2 separate regions of the Homo sapiens genome follow, and region 1 is linked to region 2. A link is an interaction called in ENCODE POLR2A ChIA-PET data of the cell type or tissue named here. Cell type or tissue: PC-9. All regions are shown on one strand.

Region 1 (5,000 bases), 65 kb before region 2:
GCGCCTCCTCCGCCTTGGCGCCCACTCTGGCCGCGCTTGAGGAGCCCTTCAGCCTCCCGCTGCACTGTGGGAGCCCCTTTCTGGGCTGGCCAAGGCCGAAGCCGGCTCCCTCAGCTTGCCCGGAGGTGTAGAGGGAGAGGCGCCTACGGGAACCGGAACCGGGGCTGTGCGCGGTGCTTCCAGGCCAGCCTGAATTCTGGGTGGGCATGGGCTCGCCAGCCCGCACTCGGAGCGGCCAGCCGGCCCCGCCGCCTCGGGCAGTGAGGTGCTTAGCATCTGGGCCAGCAGCTGCTGTGCTCAATTTCTCACCAGGCCTTAGCTGCCTCCCCGCGGGGCAGGGTTTGGGACCTGCAGCCTGCCACGCCTGAGCCTCCCTGCCACTCCGTGGGCTCCTGTGCCGCGGGAGCCTCCCGGAGGAGCGCCGCCCCCTGCTCCACGGCGCCCAGTCCCATCAACCACCCAAGGCCTGAGGAGTGGGGGGCGAACGGCGCGGGACTGGCAGGCAGCTCCACCTGCGCCCCGGTGGGGGATCCACTGAGTGAAGCCAGCTGGGCTCCTGAGTCTGTTGGGGACTTGGAGAACCTTTATGTCTAGCTAACGGATTGTAAATACACCAATCGGCACTCTGTATCTAGTTCAAGGTTTGTAAACACACCAATCAGCACCGTGTGTCTAGCTCAGGGTTTGTGAATGCAACAATCTACACTGTATCTAGCTAATCTAGTGGGGATGTGGAGAACTTTTGTGTCTAGCTCAGGGATTGTAAATGCACCAATCAGCACCCTGTCAAAATGGACCAATCGGCTCTCTGTAAAATGGACCAATCAGCAGGATGTGGGTGGGGCCAGATAAGAGAATAAAAGCAGGCTGACTGAGCCGGTAATGGCAACCCGCTCGGATCACGTTACATGTAGTGTGAGGTTTGTTCTTTGCGATATGTCTTGCTGTTGCTCACTCTCAGTCTTTGGGTCCACGCTGATCTTATGAGCTGTAATACTCACTGTGAAGGTGTGCAGCTTTGCTCCTGAAGCTAGCGAGACCACGAACCCCCCCAGGAGGAATAAACAACTCCAGACGTGCCGCCTTAAGAGCTGTAACACTCACCAGGAAAGTTTGCAGCTTCACTTCTGAGCCAGCGAGACTACGAACCCGCGAGAAGGAAGAAACTCGGAACACATCCAAACATCAGAAGGAACAAACTCTGGCCATGCGGGCTTTAACAGCTATAACACTCACTGTGAGGGTCCGCAGCTTCATTCTTGAAGTCAGTGAGACCAAGAACCCACCAATTCCGGATGCACCACTACACTTAACTATGTAAAAAAGAATTGCCAAACTGCTGATGCATTTTTACAATACTTCCTATTTTAATCAAGACGAAGAGCTTTAACTATGAAAAAATTACCCAAATGTTTCTAATTAATTATCAAGTTTAAAAGAATTATTAATCTTTTTTTACTAATAATATAACCCTTTCTGGCACATTTTGTATACAGAATTACGTGATATCTAGAAACCAAAAACTTTAGTGAAACCCTAAAAAGAAATCCTGAACTATTAGATATGGATGTTTATACATTAAAAATATTCCTTAATTAATTAACTTATTTATATTTGAGACAGAGTTTCACTCTGTCGCCCAGGCTGGAGTGCAGTAGCACGATCTTGGCTCACTGCAACTTCCGCCTCCCGGGTTAAAGTGATTCTCCTGTCTTAGCCTCCCAAGTAGCTGGGATTACAGGCGCATGCCACTAATCTCAAGCCCTTTCAAATTCTTACTCCTTCATGAAACATTCCCTGATTCCGTTTCTCTCTTGCTAAACCTCTGTCAAACCAGACGTACCTTTCTTTTGCAAAAATCACATTCCTTCTTTCTCTTTGTTAAGGCAGGGTCTTGCTGTCTCGTCCATCAGGCTGAAATGCACTGACAAGATTATAGCTTACTGCATCCTCCAACTCCTGGGCTCAAGCAATTCTCCTGCCCTAGCACCCCTGCCCTCCTCCAATAGTAGGGACTATAGGCACGTGCCACCACGCCTGAATAATTTTTGTTGTTGTTGAGGCAGGGTCTCACTATGTTGTCTAGGCTAAAAATCACATTCTGATGTGAACTGATTCCTGCATATTCCATGGACCCACATTTCTGAGCACTGACGGTTTGCTACCTACAGAGGTCGGCCCCACTAGCACCAAAGCAATGAGGACCTTGCCTGCCACAATTTCTACCATTTCTCTCTCTCTCTCGGAGACAGGGTCTCACTCTGTTGCCCAGGCTGGAGTGCAGTCTGGACTTCCTGGGGCTCAAGCGATCCTCCTACCTCAGCCTCCCAAGTAGCTGTAACCACAGGTGTACACCACCACACCCTGCTAATTTTTGTAGAGATGGGGTCTCTCCATTTTGCCCAGGTTGGTCTCAAACTCCTGGACTCAAGTGGTCTGCCCACGTCAGCCTCCCAAAGTACTGGGATTACAGGCGTTAGGCACCATGCCTGGCTGCCTGGCGTAAGTTATTTTCTTTTCCCTTTAGTGAGGATGTAGTCAGCTGCCTTGGCCTGGAGTATACAGTGTTGGATGTCTGAAGAAACACTGAATTGAGGGCCAGGCACGGTGGCTCACGCCAGTAATCCCAGCACTTTGGGAGGCCGAGGCGGGCAGATCACCTGAGGTCAGGAGTTCAAGACCAGCCTGAACAACATGGTGAAACCCCGTCTCTATTAAAAATACAAAAAATTAGCTGGGCGTGGTGGCGGGCGCCTGTAATCCCAGCAACTCGGGAGGCTGAGGCAGGAGAATCGCTTGAACGCAGGAGGCGGAGGTTGCAGTGAGCTGAGATCGTGCCACTGCACTCCAGCCTGGGGAACAAGAGCGAAACTCCATCTCAAAAACAAAAAACAAACAAAACAAAAAAACACTGAATTGAGTCTTCCTGTTTGCCTATGCAATAAACACAGTCAGTCTGAACAACAGACTTCCAGCTTGGGTCCCTGGCTGTCATTCCAGTTTCCTTTCAGGGCAGCAGCCTGGCCCTGGAGCCTTTTCAGCGGAAGCTCTGACCCCTTACACAGTTTCTAACCGACTCTTTCTGCAGTATCCTTTACACTGACTCACATGACCCTTCTTGTTCTACTTTGTGGCCAGCATCTTTGCTGATGACAAATCCTGCACCCATATCCTGACCCCTCTCTTTGGGGCCCTCAAAGACTGACCCCAAAATTATGTTCTTAGGACCCCATTATGGGGCTTCCTCCCAGATCCCCTGATTTATCCTAGACTTCCACATTCTTTTTTTTTTTTTTGACAGTCTTGCTCTGTCGCCAGGCTGGAGTGCAGTGGTGCAATCCCAGCTCACTGCAACCTCCGCTTCCCCGGTTCAAGTGATTCTCCTGCCTCAGCCTCCCGAGTAGCTGGGACTACAGGCACGCGCCACCACGCCCAGCTAATTTATGTATTTTTAGTAGATACGGTGTTTCACCATGTTGGCCAGGATGATCTCCATCTCTTGGCCTCGTGTTCCACCTGCCTCGGTCTCTCAAAGTGCTGGGGTTACAGGCATAAGCCACCACGCCCCACCTGTCTCCCCCATTCTAAGGTCCTTACTAGGAGCTCCCGGCATGTGAATCCAAGAGCTATTCCATTAAAATACTTATTTTTACATATCTTGTTTTTCAGATTATAAGGCCTTAAATATAAAAACTGTCTAATTGGCTGGGCGTGGTGGCTCACCCAAGATTGTGCCACTGTACTCCAGACTGAGTGACAAACCAACCAACCAATAAACAAAAATAAGGAGATAAATGCTTGAACTAAGACAAGAAAAAAGTACTTTGGAAAAGAGAAATAATTTATGAGAAAGAACTGATAAAAACTAGGAGCAGAGAATATGTACAAAGAAGACAGACTCTGAGTACTGGTTAATTTCAGATACAGTGAGAGTTACCTGCAGTGGCTCCCAGCATGATAAATCTGATATGTCTTTTACACAGTATATTCATTTTTACCAGATTATTATATATTGTAAAAGAATATTCCTAATCCTAGCCTCATAATCTTTTAAAATTTAATTTTAAAAAATTGAAAAAAAATATATAGATATATATTTTGAGATGGAGTCTCACTCTGTCACCCAGGCTGGAGTGCAGTGGCATGATCTTGGCTCACTGCAATCTCCATATCCTGGATTCAAGCAATTCTCCTGCCTCAGCCTCCCGAGGAAAAAAATATTTTTGTGAGAGAGGGTCTCATTCTGTATCCTGGGCTGAGTGCACTGGCACGATCACAGCTCACTGCCACCTCAACTTCCTGGGCTCAAATGATCCTCCCACCTTAGCCCCCTGAGTAGCTGGGACTACAGGGGTGTGCTACCATGACCGGCTAATTTTTTATGTATTTTTAGATGTGGAGTCTAGCTATGTTGCCCAGGCTGGTCTCAAACTCCCGGGCTCAAGTGATCCTCCTGTCTTGGCCTCCGACATTACTGGGATTACAGGCGGGAACTACCATCCTCAGCCAATATTATTGTATATGTAGAAAATACTAATGAATCTACAGAGTAATTAGAATTACTAGAAAGTTCTGTGGGGTTTTTTTCGTTTTCTTTTGTTTTGTTTTTGTTTTTGTTTTTTGAGATGGAGTCTCTTTCTGTCACCCAGGCTGGAGGGCAGTGGTGCAATCTTGGCTCACTGCAACCTCCGCCTCCCGGGTTCAAGCAATTCTCCTGCCTCAGTCTCCTGAGTAGCTGGGATTACAGGCACGTGCCACCATGCCCAGGTAATTTTTTATATTTTTAGTAGAGACAGGGTTACACCATATTGGCCAGGCTGGACTCAAACTCCTGACCTCAGGTGATCTACCTGCCATGGCCTCCCAAAGTGCTGGGATTACAGGCGTGAGCCACCATGCCCAGCCAAAAATGAAGTTTTATAAAATACGCTATTAAGAGTAGCTAACAATGTATTATCTTGGACTTGATATTGGAGCAGAAAAAGGTGGTTAGTGGAAAA
Region 2 (5,000 bases):
ACAATATTTGGGTGAACTTGTTCTTTGTTGTTGACACCAAAAACAGATTTTGCCACACATTAACGTTAAGGACAGTGGTCCTTCATTAACTAGAGGACCCATTCATCCACTGCTTACATTGACTTGAGGGCGCTATCTAACAATGGAAGAAAACACCTATATATTTCTTCTCATTTCTATTTCCTTATGCCAAGGAATTAAGCAGCTGGTGAATTAGAGTTAAGGCTTTCTACCCTAATGTGCACATTTGGAAAATATCATAATTAAGAAAATTATTCCTTCTTACCTAACAGAAGATGCTTTTGCTCTCACTGAGCCTTGTTCCACTTCATCTAGTAGTTCCACTGTAAAATAACCAAATGGCTTCCAACAGAGTTTCCAATCAGAAATCAATTAACTACTCCACTACCCACACACCCCTAGTTTAACCATGTACTGCAAACAATAATTGGAAATGACATGTTAGTCCACGGAGGCTTTTACTGGCCAGCAATAAATACAACAGAAGAGACCATCTAAAGTACCAAAGACTCTCAGTATTCTATCCCTACAAAGCTTCTTGGTTATTTAGAAGGATTAGGAACATTTCTATACATCCCCTTCACCCTTTTTGTTCTAGGGTACCTTTGTGGTCATTCAAGTTAGTTCTAGAGATTTCTTTCCCACCATCCCAATCCTAATGCACCTTCCTTCACATGGGTGCTGTTTGAGGGTTTTCCTTTTTTTTTTTTTTTTTTTGAGATGAAGTCTCGCACTGTTGCCTAGGCTGGAGTGCAGAGGTGCGACCTCAGCTCACTGTAACCTCCGCCTCCCAGGTTCAGGTGATACTCCTGCCTCAGCCTCCCAAGTCCCATGCCTGGGACTACAGGCATGCGCCACCACACACAGCTAACTTTTGTATTTTTAGTAGAGACGGGGTTTCACCATTGTGGCCAGGCTGGTCTCAATCTCTTGACCTCTTGATCCGCTCGCCTCAGCCTCCCTAAGTGCTGGGATTACAGGCGTGAGCCACCACATCTGGCCTCGTTTAGGTACTTTTCAAGCAAAAAGCCTCTATGTTTCAAAAGTCTCTTTTCTCTGTACTATCTAGAAGTATTGAATCTGGAGCAGAGAAAAGGTAAAATTGACTGAAAAATGCTGATTAGCCATTATTATCCTTCATCTTGACAATTCTTATCCAAGGTACTTTTGGGGACAACTCCTCCATGGTTGATTGGGCCACAGGACAAAGACAGAAATGACTATCCTTTGAGCTTAAAAATTATGAGCAAAGCCTATAATCCCAGCACTCTGGGAAGCTGAGGCAGGCAGATCACCTGAGGTCAGGAGTTCGAGACCAGCCTGGCCAACATGGCGAAACCCTGTGTCTCTACTAAAAAAATACAACAATTGGGCTGGGTGCAGTGGCTCACGCCTGTAATCCCAGCACTTTGGGAGGGTGAGGGGGGTGAATCATTTGAGGTCAGGAGTTTGAGACCAACCTAGACAACATGGTGAAACCCCGTTTCTACTAAAAATACAAAAAAATTAGCTGGGTGTGGTGGCACACACCTGTAATCCCAGCTCCTGGGGAGGATGATGCAGGAGAATTGCTTGAAACCCAGAGGCAAAGGTTGCAGTGAGACAAGATCATACCACTGCACTCCAGCCTTAGCGACAAAGTAAGAATCCGTCTCAAAAAAAAAAAAAAAAAAAGTATGAACGAAGGCCAAACCCTGGAGAAGAATTTAGGAGGCAATGAATTCCGTGCATACAGATCACAAAGCCGGTCAGCCATCAGCCTCCTGAGTTGGGGAGGTGATAGCAGTGATTCCTTCACTTCTCTCTACAAACCCATTCACAGCCTAGCTTTCTCCAATCCAGAGCTCTGTTTCACTTCAAAGGCTGATAGTGAAAACACAATTAAGAACTCCAACTACCACTACTATCCCTGCCATTATAAAAGAATATTCAAGGGACAGAGTGTTCATGACAGCATACTCAATGAGAAAGAAATATGTAGCTGTCCAGACTTGTATTCCCTGAAGTGGCTCTGGATTGGCAGTCATTAATTTGGTAAGATTTTCATTTCCTCCTAAACGCTTGTTTTCTCACAAACCAAAGCAATCTTTCAAGCAGTAGTAAACTCTCATTTACAGGAGTCCTTTCCTTTCTTCAGATCTGCCCCAGAGTGAGAGATGCACAGTCCTAAGAGGTCCCAGAGCTCTCATTCCTCCACCCCTTCTATCCAGCTCCTGATCTGTACTCCTCCTTAAAGGGCAGAAGCAGAAACCTCCTGAGTCCTTGAAAGCAAGAACATTTCTTGCTTTCTCTTATCCTACTTGACATGTATGAAGCACACTGATGAGCTTCTACAGCTACTCTTTCAGGCAAACAATTGTACTTACTCTTGCTAAATGGTTTGTGCTAGCAAAAATAAAGAATAAGGCTGCTTCCTGCCATTCCAAAATCCGAAAATCTCTGAAAACCAAAATTTTGTTGTAACTCTTGGTGGCAAAACTTGACCAGATATGCTATTTATAGTCCGATTTTATTCCACTTAGTATGACTGTCCACCCATTTCTCTGGAGAAATGTGTTGTATTATATAGAGGACTGCCCAGACTTTCTGGAGGTGTTATGTAATATGAACACTATATACTCCGTTACCTTTTCCAAAATTCCAGAAAAATTCTTGATTCTGAGACATTTGGCCCCAAGGTTTTGGATGAGGAATTGTGAATGGACTGTGAATTTTAAGTAGCTTGCTTAGCAAGACAATCCCTTCCTGTTCACATTCCTAACTGCCTGCTGGTCCGAGTCCGTAGTGATAAGCACCAGCACACCTGACATTATAAAACCAAAATGATTATAATTCTATAAGACTATTTTACTCATAGAGTACCCACAGAAGCAGTAAGAAGGATCAATTCTCAAATACCAACTTTAAGAATCCATAAGCACAACATTAAGACAAGACAATTTCAAATATTGGAATGAAATCTCAGTACTAGCATTTTCAAGGAACATGGGGGTCTCACCATTCACAATCTCATGCCCAAAAAACAACTTCACTCCTGGGACACTTCGACCTGTCTCCACATTCTTCACTGTTACAGAAAACAATTCATTCAGTTAATTAAAATATTTTCCTAAAACTCTAAGAAAATATGATGCCTCTCAAAATTTCCCAAGTCTGAGTTGTATTTAAAAAAAAAAAAACTCCAAAAAAATATCCAAATCTTCCCCCAAGGAATGAAGAGTCAATAATAAATGACAAAGCTACGACCTTTAAACAAGTAGTATAAAAAAACAAGGGAAACCCCATTAAGGTCCAGGAGAAACTAAAAAGGATAGTACACTGAATTTAAAATTCTCCTGAGAATATTCTAAGGCCTTTGGGGTTAAGAACTATCTATTAATTATATTTCTATTTATTTTTACTCCACTTAACTCCAGAAAAAAAATTTAAGGGCAGCCTGCAACTTTTTTTTTTTTTTGAGATGGAGTCTCGTTCTGTCACGTAGGCTGCAGTGCAGTAGCGCAATCTCGGCTCACTGCAACTTCCGCTTCCCAGGTTCAAGCAATTCTCCTGCCTCAGCCTCCCGAGTAGCTCGGACTACAGGCACGAGCCACCACGTTTTATATTTTAGTAGAGACGGGGTTTCACCGTGTTAGCCAGGATTGGCTCGATCTCCTGACCTTGTGATCCGCTTGCCTCAGCCTCCCAAAGTGCTGGGATTACAGGTGTGAGCCACCGCACCCGGCCAAGGCAGCCCACAACTTCTAGTGTCCACACCCTGCTTCATGTTATGCTACACACTCAAAAGTACTATCAAGGACAACGATCCAAATCCTGGCTCTCCTATGAGGAGATAAGGAAGTTAGGAGAAGGTTAGATGCCATGTCCACAATGTGCTGTCATTTTCCTAGATGGAAGTGTTCATAGCAGCTGTCTTTTTCCACACCTCTCAGCAGTCCAAATAATTGAGTTCCACCCTCACTATTCCACTGAATATATTCCTACTAGGATCAAAGATCACCAACAACTTATTTGTCACATCCAAAAAAATGTTTTGCAACCTTATCTTCCTTGACTTTCCTGCAACCTTCGACAATACTGTTCTCTCATTTCTTTTTAACTCCTGGCCTCAAGTGATCCTCCCACCTCAGCCTCCCAAAGTACTGGGATTACAGGTGTAAGCCACCGTGCCCAGCCTCCTCTTCTTTCTTCTTTAGTTACAGGACATCATGTTTAGTTCTTTTCCTATTAACTACCTAGAGCTACCATATTGAGTACCCACTCTGAGCCAGGCATCATGCTATTTCCCTATACTCAAATTTCCAGTAACATAATAAGTATTTTATTATCTCAATTATGGAGGACTCTGAGGCTCAGAAAGTTTGAATAACTAGATCAAGTTTCCACTGCCAGCAAAAAACAGTCAGGATTTAAATTCAGGCCTCAGTGATTTTAATATGCTTTTTTATTTTTTTAATTGAGATAGGGTCTTACTCTGTTGCACAGGCTAGAGTGCAGTGGCACAATCCTAGCTCACTGCAGCCTTGAACACCTGGGTTTAAGCAATCCTCCTGCCTTAGCCTTCCAAGTGGTTGGGACTGCAGGCTTGTGCCAGCATGCCTGGCTATTTTTCTTTTTTTTTTGGTAGAGACTGGGTCTCACTATGTTGCCCAGGCTGGTCTCGAACTCCTGGGCTCAAGCCATCCTTCCACCTCAGCCTCCCAAAAGTCGTGGGATTACAGGTGTGAGCCACCCTGCCTGGCAATACATTTTCTTATAACTGCTGTTACAGTGGCTCCCTGATTTGCTCCTTCCAGTCTCCCTAGCTGTCTCTACACTTCTGCTTGCCCCTCATACATTGATGGTCCCCAGAGTTTTGTCCCTCATCCTTTTTCCTTCTCTTTGAATGATCATACCCACTTCTTAGTTGTCCTGACATTCATTTTTTCTCCAGCATGGACTATTCTTCTCAGCTCCCCTCATATTTTCAACTAAGAACA

The links. ChIA-PET counts read pairs that join two places held together with the same protein. Peaks named below come from ENCODE experiments on the same cell type or tissue, not always from the same donor. Only the 100,000 strongest peaks of a DNase experiment are listed, where the experiment ranks them.
Region 1: POLR2A ChIA-PET joins it to region 2 with 7 read pairs; 3 of 35 experiments call an interaction of 5 or more read pairs at or near these places.

The regions. Positions count from the first base shown.
Region 1 is chr15:41,151,545-41,156,544 of GRCh38, forward strand. No RefSeq gene overlaps it. Among named protein-coding and RNA genes, the nearest start is that of INO80, 38 kb to the left of the region's middle. RefSeq lists an enhancer at 1-402. In PC-9, no CTCF peak of the experiment used is centred here; a DNase peak (open chromatin) is centred at 3,047; H3K27ac peaks cover 611 bases.
Region 2 is chr15:41,216,811-41,221,810 of GRCh38, forward strand. It overlaps EXD1 (exonuclease 3'-5' domain containing 1), which reads right to left. Exons shown (of 12, transcript NM_001286441.2): 3 at 3,020-3,088; 4 at 287-344. Among named protein-coding and RNA genes, the nearest start is that of EXD1, 11 kb to the right of the region's middle. In PC-9, no CTCF peak of the experiment used is centred here; no DNase peak of the experiment used is centred here.